Regions from separate parts of the Homo sapiens genome. Here region 2 is linked to region 1. A link is a contact called in ENCODE Hi-C or POLR2A ChIA-PET data. All regions are on one chromosome and are shown on one strand. Each heading gives the region's core, a stretch centred on a gene start or an enhancer-like site at or near the end of the contact. The rest is flanking DNA. Distances are from core to core; before and after follow the strand shown. Region 1 overlaps NFIB (nuclear factor I B). Region 2 has its middle 100 kb from the start of LINC00583.

Region 1 (7,362 bases), core at 576-3,075:
GGCTGAGGCTATTGTGAGGTAAAAATGTGAAGCTCAATAAGGGACTTAGCACCAGTTGGGATGGAGATGGGGAAATAGGCTTGAAAGGAAGATAGAGTCTGGGCTGACAACTGAATGTGAAGCTTTGGGGAGTTGGGGTTTCTGGAATGAGCATTTTCAGCTTGGGAAACTGAATGGCTGTGAATGCCATTAATTGAGATATGGATTGGTTGCGGGGAGGCAAGAGTGTACAAAGGTTGTGCACTAGCAACATCAGGAGGAGTTTTGCAGTTAAAGAAGAGGTTAGGGCTAGATATGGAGATACAGAGTTCTCAAAAAACGGGTAGTATTTGTAAACATGGACCTAGCTGAGTTTGCTGAGGGGGAATGTACAAAGACAAGAAGATGGCCAAGTTGGATGGATCGTCTTTGGGATCACCAACATATAAGGGACCAACAGAAGAGAAGGAGATAGCCATCAAGACAGGAAAGCAGCCCTCAGAAATAGAGGATTGGACCTAAGAAAGGAGTGGTGCCCTAAAGGAAAAGGGAAGGAGAATTTCCAAAAGCTAGGGATACTTAGTGTGAAAAGTCAACTAAGTAGAGTCTGGGAAAGTCAAGTCGTGTTTTAAAAAAAATAGTAATTTTGGAGCTGAAACACATACTTAGACTTACCGATCCTGAGAGCTAGTGTTGGGCATGAGGATTATTATTTTCTTATCTCACATCGTGATCAGAGAGTATGTGAGTTTTGGTATTGTGTTTTATTCCTTGGTCTAACTTCACTGAAACAGATTCTGGGGTCCTGGGTTGCTTAAAGGATGAATATTCTGTAGACTTTAAGAAACTTCTGATGAAAACAGTGGATTATGTTTATTGTAATCTTTCTCTTCTACCAGTTCTGAGAGGAAATTTGCATTTTCTTCATCAAATTTCACCATTGACTACTATATTTTAAGGAGGAGAAGCTAATTTGAAATTTTGCTTTGAGTTTTGAAGAAGGCATGAACAGTTTCACAGAAAATAGAAGGAAATATGCCCAACTACTGAGCACACCCCTTTAAATTGCTCTTACCAGGCCTTCAGACCTAGGGGCAAAATTATGCTCCAGGCTCCAGGTCCCTGGATTCACTCTGTTAGCAGCAGCAGTAAGGAACAGTTTATTTGGACAATCCCTTCTGCTCCTGTTCTCCCTGCGTGATTCCCTATTTTAGCTGTAAAAGACTCAGAAAGTGGTGATTTTATGCTAGTACATACAGAAATACCTTAGCAAATATGATTGAGCCAACTAATGTGTAAGTAAAAACAATAGCTGAGTGGAAACTGGGTGCAACTCTGCAGTCTCCTTGGATATCTTCAGGAGTTTTGTGAAATTAAAAAAAAAATGGATCCTGGATCCTCCAATGAACTGAAGTCATAATCAGTCTGCAATGTTGACTTGAGAATTTCTTTTAAATAAAAATAAATGACCAAGTGGAAGTCTTATTAGCTAAAACCAAAAGCACAAACATACATGGCCCTTTCACAAAGTAAAACGGCTATAAGCATAATGAGACTCCAACACATCTTTACTTTTTTTGCTGTTTTGTTTTTAATTTTTCCAGCTCTTAACATTCTAAGATGCTGCCTTACCACTTCCTTAAGGAAACACAAATGGGTGAGTTAAGTTTTTGAAAGTAAAGGAGGATCCTGTTTAAGTAGATTAGGGTCTGGCAGGCCATTTAACTTTATCAGGCATCTAAAGCCGAGGATGTACACTGTAGCCGGCTGTGAGTTGCCAATTAGCTGGGCTTTCCCCACTGTTTCTGGTTTGGCAGGGATGAGGTGGTTCACCCTGCCGCACTACTGCCTGCCAAGGACACATGGCCAGCTCCCGGCTTCCTGTCTTCCTCTTTGTGTCCTGGCCTTGCCTTCCAGGGAGCTGCCAGAACACAATTGCCAAAAAATCTTCCTTCAGAAAGGTCAAGTAACCTCAAGTCACCTATGCCAATATTTGTGTTTTCTTTTTAATCCTTCTGTGTTCGACTTGGAAAAAGCTGTAGAAGCGAACTTGCAGAATGGAACCTGGGTCACTTTGGATCACTTGGATAAAGCAACAGAACCCAAAGAATCCCTTGGCCAGTCAGGGTGTGATGTTTTGAGTAGAATTCTATTTAAAGCTCTGTGAAGTGTGATAGAGTTCAGAATGGTTCAGTGTGGATTTGGATTTAGTTGCTTTTTAGGATTCACTGTACACATGTGATTTTTGGCCAAAGCTGGTGCATCACATGGCAGGGAGAGGGAGAAAAGTGGAGATTGGTTTTGGCTTAAGGACTGCATTTTTGTTTGTTTGTGTTTTCAGGACTCTATAGTCACATACTGCCTTTTGCTTTCCAGTTTGGTGTCTGTGAGCAAGCATCAGCAGCCAAGTCCCTTGTACACTGGCTGAGAACAATGTGCGGGAGTTACCTGGGGTGCTTGTTGAGAGCGCTTTCTTGGCCCCAGCATTGCTGTACGAGTCCCAGTCATTGCGGGTGAGGTCGAGGAATCTGAATTTCTAACAAGCATCTCAGGTGAATCTGATGCTCACTAGAATTTGTGGACTGAATGTCACTGATTGTGAAATGACAATAAGGCAAGTAGCATTTATTGTCATGATACGGCAAGCTGTTCTACTTCTCCTTTAATTGGTCTTTTTGGAGCTCTGTGTTTAATTGGAATCTAGATTATATGCAGATCTCCACTGACAACAAACACTTTTCTGAAAATTGAACTTTTAAAAACCTGTTAACATAAGAAACTTTATCCAAGTAATTGTTCCAGGTTTAAACTCTAAATTTTAGGATGATTTATAAGGCTTTTTTAATGACACGTAGAATGCCATAGTGAACATCCGAAACGACTTTAGAAGGCTCCCTCCCCGTAGCCCACACTGTGAATCATGCTCCTTGGAGACGTGCAGTGTGATGGGCCTAGTGATTTCTGTTATGGAAGGGAAACCCCATTTCTCTAATACTTCATAAAGCAAAGCTTTTATTATTTACTTTGAAAAAATTCCATTTGAGGAATATGGAATTCTTAAAGTGCCTAAACCTGAGCCACCTACTAATTCTTATGGCTGTTGGTAATGAATATAGGGGGCAACGTGTATTCTGTCTGTAGACTCCAGGAAAGTTCAACGTAGCCCCAACATTCCCTTTTGGCTTTTCATGTAAAATTGTCCATAGCACTTTCTTCCTAAGCTCAGTTTAATTTTCTTTTGTGCCTTTTGTACCTCGAGATATGCTGTCTTTCTTGGTGAGAATGGTCTAGCCGTGAACCTTTTCGTCATTGTTTTGTAGCATTCGTAGAGTGAGGACCAGATTAACTGTGTAATTTACCTTTTTTTTCCCCAAGTTATTTCCAAAATTTGCTAAAGCGCTGCAGCCTCAGGGACACCTCTGACTTTCTGACACAGCTAAGAAACACCACACTAATTTGGAACACATGTTCTGTCAAAGTTTACCTATAGCCTTGAGTTCCAAATTTGCAACTTCAGCATCTTCTGTTGAAAATAAACAGCATATTTTTTCTTAAGCTCCCTTTTTGCCTCCCCTTGAACTCCACAGTCTTTTATAAATAGTAATAAGGAAATGTGGTTATGGGTATAATTGCCACAAGGCAATTGTACCCTAGAGGACTGATAGAATTTTCTTTTCTATATCGGAGGGCTGGGCTCCATCAAGAAGATCCATTTGCAAATAACTCAATTGGAAGAATAACAACAGTGTCTTTATTTTTATAGCAACTTTCCCTATAGAGATCACAGTACAGTGTGTTAGGGACATCCTATCAGATTCATTGTTCTAATACCCCAGTGGACTGGAATAAAGTTTTATTATAGCTTGTTTGAGACAGGAGAGTGAGACTGAGAAAGGTTAAGGGTCGTCCCTCAGATCCTAAGAAAGTCAGAAGGGGAAATGCAATGAAAAATCAAGGTTTTTCTATTACTCTGCAAGTTGTCAAGCTCTGCATTCCTTTCTGGTAATTGTAAAGGGTCAGAATAAAGCACAACCTATTTCGGGATTGCAAAGTAATGTAGATGAAAATGCCTCGAAAATAGCTAAGGTATTCTTGCTATCTTTATCATATTTAGTACAAATGGAAGGTAAGAAAGAGCCTTATTGTCAGTATCTAATTGTACCAATGTATATGAAATGGATTTTGCACATTCTTGATTGATTGGATTCAAACTGCCAAGTTGTCTTAATCATTAATAAAAGACAAATGGAAAATAACATTTATAATTCTGGATTTAAAGGAATTCCATACGATTTGACAACAAATTTTGAACAGATTAAGAAGCCAAAGATCAAAGTTACTCTGATTACATAAACGGCCTAAGAAAACACTTAATTAAGTAGTCTGATTTTTCTTTTTAAGGTTTTACTTGTAGACTCCATAGTTCTGAGGGTAGGAGTGATGAACTTAGGCTCTGTTTTTTTTTTTTTTTTTAAGTTAGAATAAGAGAATTGGGAGTAAAATTACTACTAATCTTTCAACCTGATTTCAAGGAGCCTTGGAGGACACATTCTGTGGGGAGTAGACACAATTAACTTGATGCTCCTAATTACTGTTGTTTGATTTGTGATTAAAGGTGGTATATTTTGGTGTAGCGCTTTTGGCTTCTCAGGTGTCCAGTGTGCTGCTGCTGGGGAGAGTAGGGGGTGGCAGCATTCCCTCCCTTAAACAGGAACCCCCTTCCGCAAACTAGAAGCTGAGATATCAGAAATAACCCACATTTAGTCAGACCTTGCCTTCTAATGAGAAAAAGTGAAAAATTAGGCAAAACATAAACACACGGCTTTTTAAAGCTCTCTTTGATTTTCAAAGTTCTAGAGTGGGTTCATATTTTTTCACTTTAACCCAAGCGAGTGAAGCTATCTTTCACTTATAGATCCTCCCTGAGTGCCTCATGGGAGGAGTAATGGCCTTGAGACTTTTATCTCATCATCACTGCACCTCTTGTTATGTCTTGATGCTTAATGAATGTTAAGCTGAAAACTAATCCAGGTAAACAGGTGAACGGAAAATTAAGTTCAACCAGCGTGAACATAGAAAAAAAAAATCCTTCATTTAGGAGCACCATTAGCACTGCCAATGGACTAAGGAGACACATGCTGTTCCCTACCAGGTGATTGGATCATATCAGCTAATTTATTCTATTTTTAATAATTGCTGGATGATATTAATAGGGAACTTTCAGTTATTATTTTATTATTATGCATTTTCTTTTGCAAAAAAAAAAGTTTAAAAAACATTTTCTTAAATACCCCACCCCCTTTTTCCTCCCAATGCCCTTACTAGATTCCTTTGTCTATGTTTGCAATGTCATTGTGTTTTTCATGGTGTGACATACATACCCTTAATGCCATAAAAGATTCCTGCTCTGTGAAAAGAAAGTTGAACAGTGTTGTCACTTTGAAAACACAGTGATAGCTTTGAATGGGAGTCTAATGTGAGGAGGAAGCTTTGGCTTTGGGATCCAGATTGCTGTAGCCAAACTTCCAAATTCAGATTTGGTCTGCAATCCTGGCTTCACTGCAGTCATTTATATCGACAGTGAATAAAGAAACCTAAATAAACAAGAATGAAGTGGCAACACAATAAAAGTCGTCTCATATGTGCTTTATACTTTCAAATAAAAATTAGAATTTATCATTTTCTTTGAGATTATTTCTCTGTTTCGTGTGCTCACAAAATTAGCTTGATGTTTTAACCCATCTTTATTTCATTAAAGTATTCCTTAGATATGGAGTTTTCTAAAAAATACAATATTTTGTCAATAAGATGGAAAATGACAAGCATTATTTCCTAAAAGCACCACAGGAGAGAGAAGCATTGTGCATTTATTAGGTAGTGACAGAGCTTTGCAGATGGATGAAGGAAGCTGTAACATCAAACCTTGCCATCTCTGGCGGTTTAAATTCTCTGTAGGTCAGTTCTACCAAAAGTTTTTTGTTTTTTGTTTTTTTTTAACTTCTTTTGCCAGTTGATTGGTCCTATGAAGTAAATTAATGGTTTCAGTTCAATTCTTGGGCACATAACCACCCCAGTTAGCATTCTCTGGGGACCTTATTGGCTTAAGCAAGCCTAGAAGAATAGGATTTCCTTCCAGGGTCAGGTATAGAACATTGTGGAGAAGCTTACGGGATCTCTTTCTCTTTTGTGAAAGAGAGAGAGAGAGAGAATGTGTGCTGGATTGAGGTGGTAGAGTGCACCTCCAATATTAAAAAATAATTTCCTAATACGTTATCTCAGTGTTATTTTGTTCTATCTTCTGTGAAATTGGTAAGTGGATATTTTGTGTAAATTGGCTCCAAACAGACCTTCAAATACATTGAAGGTGGAGCTTAGTTCTTTGCTGTCATCCCATTTCTAAGATAGTGCCTGTTTCAACCTATTTCTCAGCCAAATTATATCATAATTTGCTATCTGCTTAGTATAATGTATCTCATTTGTTTTATCTTGGCTTTAATTGAATTATCTATTCCTATGGCATAATTCTTAAATCATAGCATATACATATACAGTACATTGGAAGAACTGGGATAATTTTTATTTCTTCTTATTGTCTTTTTTCTTTTTTGACTGTAACTTAGAATGAAAGTTTAAGTTTCAAATAGTATGTGTGTAATAAAAAATTTGGTTAAAAGTTGGATTCGTTTTCCTATCTGGCTTTAGGCTCCCTGTCCCACCCATTCTACCTGCCATTACGAGAAAAAGTCAAGGGCTATTTCTGTCTTGTGGTCTCAGCATTATTCCTATGGTTTTTAGTGTCTGTGCAATATGTCTGCTGTCATATTTATGGAGATTGTCTCTTAGCTTACCTGTCACACTATAAGTTTCTCATTGGGGAAAGTAAAGGGTGGTGGGAAAACATAAAAAGTGAAAGTTATTGCTAGACTTACTTCATGGCCACTTTATGTCTATTTAGACTCCAACCCATTTTCTTTTTTCAGTAAATATTTATTGAATTAAATTCATAAATGTGCATTAGAAGTTTGCCTTATGTGGCATAGATTGACTAAAATACATTTCAGGCACAGGCTTAAAAAATAATAAACATGTATTTTCAGTTGAAATGATCTCTGTATGATGTTTGGTGGTGACTGTCACCAACTAGGAAAATAATGTTTTAAAAAGAGACATAAAATAAATCTTGGGGGTGGGGGTTCAAAATGATTGAGAGAGAGGATGTAGAGGGACATTGCATAGGGTGCAATGCTGGCAGCTAAGTGTGCACATCCATCACCAGTGTCATCCTGTTAGTTCTATCCAAAAAAAGTTGGCAACATGTGAATTGATGCTGTATGTTTTTCCGTTATGTCACTTGCCTCTAGCCGGGCTGTTATCTAGCACAGT
Region 2 (6,471 bases), core at 1,397-3,896, 170 kb after region 1:
GGCATGGTAGTGTGTACCTGTAATCCCAGCTACTTGGGAGGCTGAGGCAGGAGAATAACTTGAACCTGAAAGGCGGAGGTTTCAGTGAGCCAGGATTGTGCCACTGTATTCCAGCCTGGTTGACAGAGACTCTGCCTCAAAACAAAACAAAACAGAATTGAAGGCAGACCTGCATTTATCTGCGATCTTCTTCCACAGATAAATGCAGTGTTGCTGAACCCAAGGATATCATAAATGCAGAGTGTGATTTGATGGTTTACATGTCTTCCCATGCTCAATTGCAACTGGTGGCATTTTCGTTTTTTAGTGAGAACCAAATAGGAAGTAGTTTGTGGAAGTCTTGTCAACAACTAGAATTATTTGATTCTTGATATATTCAGCAAAAATCTTTCACTTTTGAGGATGTAGCTTGCAAGACCCTTTGATTCCTAACAACAAATCTAACTCCACCTTCTCCCAGCTACTTCTCAGTGTCCAGTTCATTGGAGCTACAGAACGTTGACACTTCTATGTACCTTAGAAAAAATAGGTTAATGTTGACTCAAACATTCAGGGAAGTGTTCTCTGCCAGGGATATGATATGGTTTGGCTGTGCCCCCACCCAAATCTCATCTTGAATTGTAACTCCCATAAATCCCACGTGTTGTGGGAGGGAGCCTGTGGGAGGTAATTGAATCATGGGGACAGGTCTTTCTCATGCTATTCTCATGATAGTGAATATGTCTCATGAGATCTGATGGTTTTATAAAAAGGAGTTTCCCCGCACAACCTCTCTTGTCTTCTCTGTCACCATGTGAGATGTGCCTTTCACCTTCCATCATGATTGTAAGGCCTCCCCAGCCATGTGGAACTGTAAGTCTAATAAATCTCTTTCTTTTGTAAATTGCCCAGTCTCGGGTATGTCTTTATCAGCAGCATGAAAACAGACTAATACAAACAGTATACCTGATTGAATTGGAAAGTGAAGCTCCATGCTTACAGCTGGCTGGGACCACTCAGCTTTTGCTCAATCTGTGTTCCCACCACATGCTGGGTGCTGAACCAGGCACCAAAGTTACAATGGTGGGCAAGGAATCTTCTGTGTCCTAAGTGGTCACCAACTAGTGGGAGTGAAAGCAGGTAAATGGACAGTTTCTCTACCTGTACTATAGGTAAACTCAAAATTGGGAAGAGTACCAGTGGTCATGGGCAACTTCTCTACCTGTACTCCAGGTAAGTCTAGGATATTGGGGACATACTAGCGTTGGTGACAGCTGGACATCTTGGGTGTGTTGGTGAGCAGGATTTCCCAAGAAGAAACACCTGACTTGGGTCCAAAAATAGATGAGGAGAATTTAGATTTGAAATGTACTAGGCAGGGAGAAAGAGAATTTTCTAGCTGGAAGGAGCAGCCCGTTCTGAGGCCTGGATATGTGAGTGAGAGAATGGTGCATGTGGGGGTTCAGGTGGCTCCATGAGACAGGATTGGGGAGTGTGGAGGCAGGGATTGGCAGGAAGATAGAGAGGGACATGGAGGCCAGGAAGCTTTGACTGTTATGGGAAGGTATATGGACATTTTTTTCTGTAGGCAGGAAGGAACCCTTGCGGTCTGTTAAACAGGGAGAAAACATGACCATATATACTACTTGAGTAACCTCACTCTTAGTTTTAGTAGAATCATCCACTGACAGGAGAGCAAGACTGGATGCAGGAATCCCAGCCAGGAGGGTGGCTACCAACATGGCTACACCTGGAATTGCTGGGGAGCTGCACAAAGTACGGATGCCTCTGTTTTACCCACAGAGACTCTGATGTAATTGGTCTGGGATGTAGCCTGGGCTTTGGAATTTTTAAAAGCTTCCCAGGGGATTCTCATATACAGCCAAGCCTGAGAACCACTGATGTAAGAGAGGCAGAAATGAAGATACTGAAGGACTGTTAGGCTGGCTGGGCTTGGGCAGGACCGTACTCCAGTGCTTCCTTTAGAAAGAAATTTCTCTTCTTTTAGAAGCAGTTGGCAGGTCCAGTCTGGAACTTGATGATCAACTGCAAGTGGGGTCACAAGTGACTGTGAGGTGACCTGTGAGCCTATGAGTTTCATCAGTACAAAGCGCGAGACTTTCATTGATGGGAATTAACAGAATCTCAAGAATGAATTGGTCAGTGACAACTGGGGTTGGTGGAGTGGGGAAGGAAACACATAATATACTTAGAATATATGTTATTTCTGAATTAGCATATGTACATATAACCACTTATACATTTTGTCTAAATTTGGCTTTAATTTTCTTCTTCAAATTGATTGAGATTGGACAGAAACACTTTAAATAAACGACATTGCAAATTTTATATTTAGCCTGCCCAAACTATGGGTAATTTGTGAACAACCAAAACAACAACAACCAAAAAGCAGCGTTTATTTTAAACTTCAAAAAGGATTTATTCAGTTTCTTTCTTTTGTTTTTCCATGCATTGTTTCTCACAGAAAGCACAATACCACACCGCACACTCCACATTTCCCCCGTTTCTATTTAGCCCTTCTAAGAATTGCTCAGCCCGAGAACACTGAGAACATTTGGGCACGTCCAAATACCATGGACTTAACCCCTCCGTGCACAGAAAGGCTCACTGGCTTCTTAGCAGTAGCTTTGCTGGGAGCTGCGGTATTCCAACAGCCCCTAGTGTCGGCTGGGATGATGTGACTTGGGGGTTAAATGCAGTTTGCAGTTTCAAAAAAGAAAAGCATGATTTGTTGAAAGAGGCTCCTGAAGAAGAACATGTGAGTAAGAGTTTGCAACATCTGAGAAGGTGGGAGTGCATGCTCAGGGACTCTCAAACACTCGGATTTGGGCCTGAAATCAGGAGGAAGACTCTACTGGGGTTTCTATGACTCTTGTCAACGTATAAGCCTTCCTGTTGAAATCCCTGACAGTACTTTTGACAGCATGTTATTATCTTACAATAAAATCTGTCCCCAACCCCCTAGTCCTGCTGCCTCCTCTAGTTTCTAAGAAGGTGTGGAACAGTTAACTGTAGGGGGATGGATAGTTAAAAAGCAGATTCTAGAAGTTCCTGGTGACTTGACTCTTTCATGGGCTAGGTTGAGATAAAACTCTCTAATTTTGTTTTCATTTTCACTGGAGTTGAAGTAACAACAGCAAGAGAACGCCTCCAGGTTTACAGTTGTATGGCTTATTGTGTATATATCCTATAAAACCGAAAACCATATGGAGAATTCTGCTTTCTTGGCTTTTTGTGTGTGTGTACCAGGAAGTAGTAAAATGTTTTGAGATGCTGTTAAGTCCTTAAGTTACAAAATCAAGATTCCACCTTAAAAATTTTCCATACTATAGTTTGTTGCATAGCCTGGGGTGCTGACTGCTTGCCAAATATCTATCAGAGAGTGATTTATGATATATGATACGGTCCCCAGCCCAAGTGGAGACTGCGTAGTTGAAACATGAGAAAGGGGAGGCCTTGCTCTCTGGAAACCATGATGACTGGTTTCTGTTTGGCTTTTCCGAGAGAACATACAGTACAAAACGTGCCACATTTTACAGCAGTAAAACTTCTGTAAGAAACAAAACACGGTTCAGCTAGAAAGACTTAATTTCTCTTTGCCATTTGTTAACTGATGATTGTTTTCACTCCGAGTGGCTGTTGTTCTTTTTCCTCCATTTCCCCTCCCTGGCCCCGCCGCCGCCACCCCCCCCCCCCCGCTGCTGCTCATCTACCGAGCTCTGAAATAGAATCAAACAGCTCTGTTCTGGTAATTAAAATATTTAAAAATGAAATCTCCACTCCATGTTTTCAATATTTCGCGTGCGTTCCATTTTACTATGACTAAGAATGTATTGTGATTTCTGGTGTTTTCTGTTCTGCAAATGTTTCCTTTGCAGCTGCGAAGAAGTCTATCTCCCATATGGCTTTTAGGACACTTTGCAGTATGCTCAGATCAAGCAATATGGACCTGAAAAGGAAAAGAAAAAAAAAAGAAAGCAACCAGTCTCCTTCATATGAAAATCTCTGTGGCATTCTGGGTAACTGCAATACAAAGAATAGTGTGATGGTTTGGCTTTCAAAGATACTGTTAGTGGCATTTCTACAGGTTGTTTTGATTGTCTGTGAATGCTGAGAGGTTTTTTTTGGTGTAAATGTTTATTGCTTTTTTCTAAATATAAAATAAGTCTATGTTCACTGAAGAAAATTTGGTAAGTGCAGGAGAGTACATGGAAGACAATGTACAATAACCCCGTTTGGTTTTCCAAATTGTTTTATATCCTTATTTTGTTCAGTGTCACCACATTTTTTTTTTTTTTAATGAGATAGAGTCTTGCTCTGTCGCCCAGGCTGGAGTACAGTTGTGCAATCTGGGATCACTGCAGCCTCCACCTCCCGGGTTCAAGCAATTCTTCTGCCTCAGCCTCCCGTGTAGCTGGGATTACAGGCACCTGCCACCGCGCCCAGCTAATTTTTGTACTTTTAGTAGAGATGGGATTTCACTATGTTGGCCAGGCTGGTCTTGAACTCCTGACCTCGTGATCCACCCTCCTCGGCCTCCCAAAGTGTTGGGATTACAGGCGTGAGCCACCACGCCCGGCTGAAAACATGGTTTGTAATGGCTCCATAATTTATAATAATAGTACCATGTGCCTGTTTTCTTATAAGATATTTAGGGTATTTCTATTTTTAATGGAAATATTGTTATAAATAATGTGATAACTGTGAATATGTATATTTGACTATATTCCTTATTACTTCATTTGGATAGATATTCCAAAACTGGCATTACTAGGTCAGAAATTATGAATCTGTTTTAATAACCTTGCTACATACTTTTGTATTGGTTTATAAAGTCTCTGCTATATGTTACTACCACCACTATATGTGGAGTGTATGTGAATTTCATCCTCAAATTCTTCAATATTCTAGTAGTTGGTAGTTTTTTTTACATCTTTGCCATTTCAACACATATAAAATAATAAAATTAATATCAATATGTTCCTAATTATTAAAACAATGTATTTTTCCCCTTGTATGTAGTCCATTAATGCTGAAGTTTAGTGGCTTGGTTTAATAACCTTTCCCCAAACCCATATTCTGTATAACAGAAATTTCTTTGGAAAAATTTCAGAATATACATCTCTTTGTAGTAACCTGGGAAATAATTTTTCTCTTAGGACATTTGCATACTGCATGGAAATCTGGCCAGAACTTGAACAGATGGTTCCAAAACTTGGGGTACCTTAAACTTAAACATCAGTGTAACTTGGGGTCCTCTGCAAGGTCATCCGCAAGGACTGTGAAAGTCCTGCTTCTTGGTATCATTTCCTGACAGGTGTGTGTTAATGTTTCAGGAATATACTGGAGTGTACTGCTTTTTTATTCCTGATTCTGCTCACAAACTTGTCATTTATTTGACCACTGACTGTTGAGATTAGGATGCTCTCAATAAGGCATATTTGGATCATGTTTATCTCAAAACTGCTTCTACTAGAGGCTTTTGTGGCTTGCTTTCACATATCAGGGTTACTGCTAATGTGTCCCTAATACTTTGTTGAGAAGGTGAAAGTGGTAGTTGAAGTCACTTTAAAGTCAGTCCTAGGAATGCCTCTCAAATTCTCCCTGGTTTTCTATTTTCTAAGTTACCATTTATTGAGCACCTCTTGCATGCCATGCACATTTCACACTTGATCTCGCTTAAGCATTATTACAATCCAATAGAGTTTGGATAACGATGCATTTTCACAGACAAAAGTAACCTCAGAGAGATTAAGTCATTTGCCTGGAGACATAGAGATTATAAATAATGGTTGATAAATACACAGAGGCTCAAGATTCCTGTTTGGTAATTACAGAGGCTGTAGAAATAGACATGTCAAGGGCTCTCAACTACTGAGTCTCCAAAAGTCAACTGGGAATCTTTTAATTATTTACATCCAGGAAAAATCTTTTACCTATTCCCTGAATAAAATATAACATGTTTTAAGGTCATTTTCCAAACTTTCTTGCTTTAGGTTAATCATTAGTGAGAGACCCCAACATTTCTCAGATTGTGTGCAAACCCTGAAATGATAGCAGAAATTTACACAGTGACCCCAGACAGTTAGATTTATCCTGTAGCTTGGGTTGAGCACCTTAAATTTATATCCATATATGTCTTGCAAATTCTTTTGCTTTGTGGCTTAGTAGCAAGGCATTTACCCTCTGGACAGTGCAGTCAGGTGTGCCCATAAAAACAGGAGTTGATCATTTATGAAAGCTGACTGTGGAATAAGCTAAAGGTGCTTTGAGGACATGCTTTTAGTGTCCACTCTTAGAAACCTGTATTTCAACTTCCCTGGAGCTCAGGATTTTAAAGATCAAGCTTCCTAGCCTCTTCAGCCTCTGCAAGTTCAGATAACCTGTTGCTATTTTTGAATATAAATAGGCCTTATTAGGGATTAAAAGAACTGCCCAGAGGTTTTTCCCCTTTTCTCATTTTGGTGTTTG

Evidence for each region. A loop is a pair of places that touch in the nucleus more often than their neighbours do. ChIA-PET counts read pairs that join two places held with the same protein, here RNA polymerase II (POLR2A). Pooled maps may share reads with other maps.
Region 2: a map of endothelial cell of umbilical vein shows a loop between it and region 1 (1.9-fold over the local background). The contact joins two enhancer-like sites. A Hi-C loop is called at or near these places in 5 of 168 maps with a recorded cell type or tissue (Right ventricle myocardium inferior, cardiac septum, endothelial cell of umbilical vein and 1 more) and 2 of 50 pooled maps. POLR2A ChIA-PET finds 5 or more read pairs at or near these places in 1 of 52 experiments (IMR-90).

What each region holds. Positions count from the first base shown.
Region 1 is chr9:14,193,779-14,201,140 of GRCh38, reverse strand. All of the region lies in intron 2 of NFIB (nuclear factor I B), which reads left to right. Among named protein-coding and RNA genes, the nearest start is that of NFIB, 120 kb to the left of the region's middle. Within about 2 kb of position 1,825, at least 22 of the 41 ENCODE cell types and tissues checked have a DNase peak (open chromatin) inside an H3K27ac peak, as active enhancers do; they include endothelial cell of umbilical vein, where a contact is called at or near this core.
Region 2 is chr9:14,027,431-14,033,901 of GRCh38, reverse strand. No RefSeq gene overlaps it. Among named protein-coding and RNA genes, the nearest start is that of LINC00583, 100 kb to the right of the region's middle. Within about 2 kb of position 2,646, at least 17 of the 41 ENCODE cell types and tissues checked have a DNase peak (open chromatin) inside an H3K27ac peak, as active enhancers do; they include endothelial cell of umbilical vein, where a contact is called at or near this core.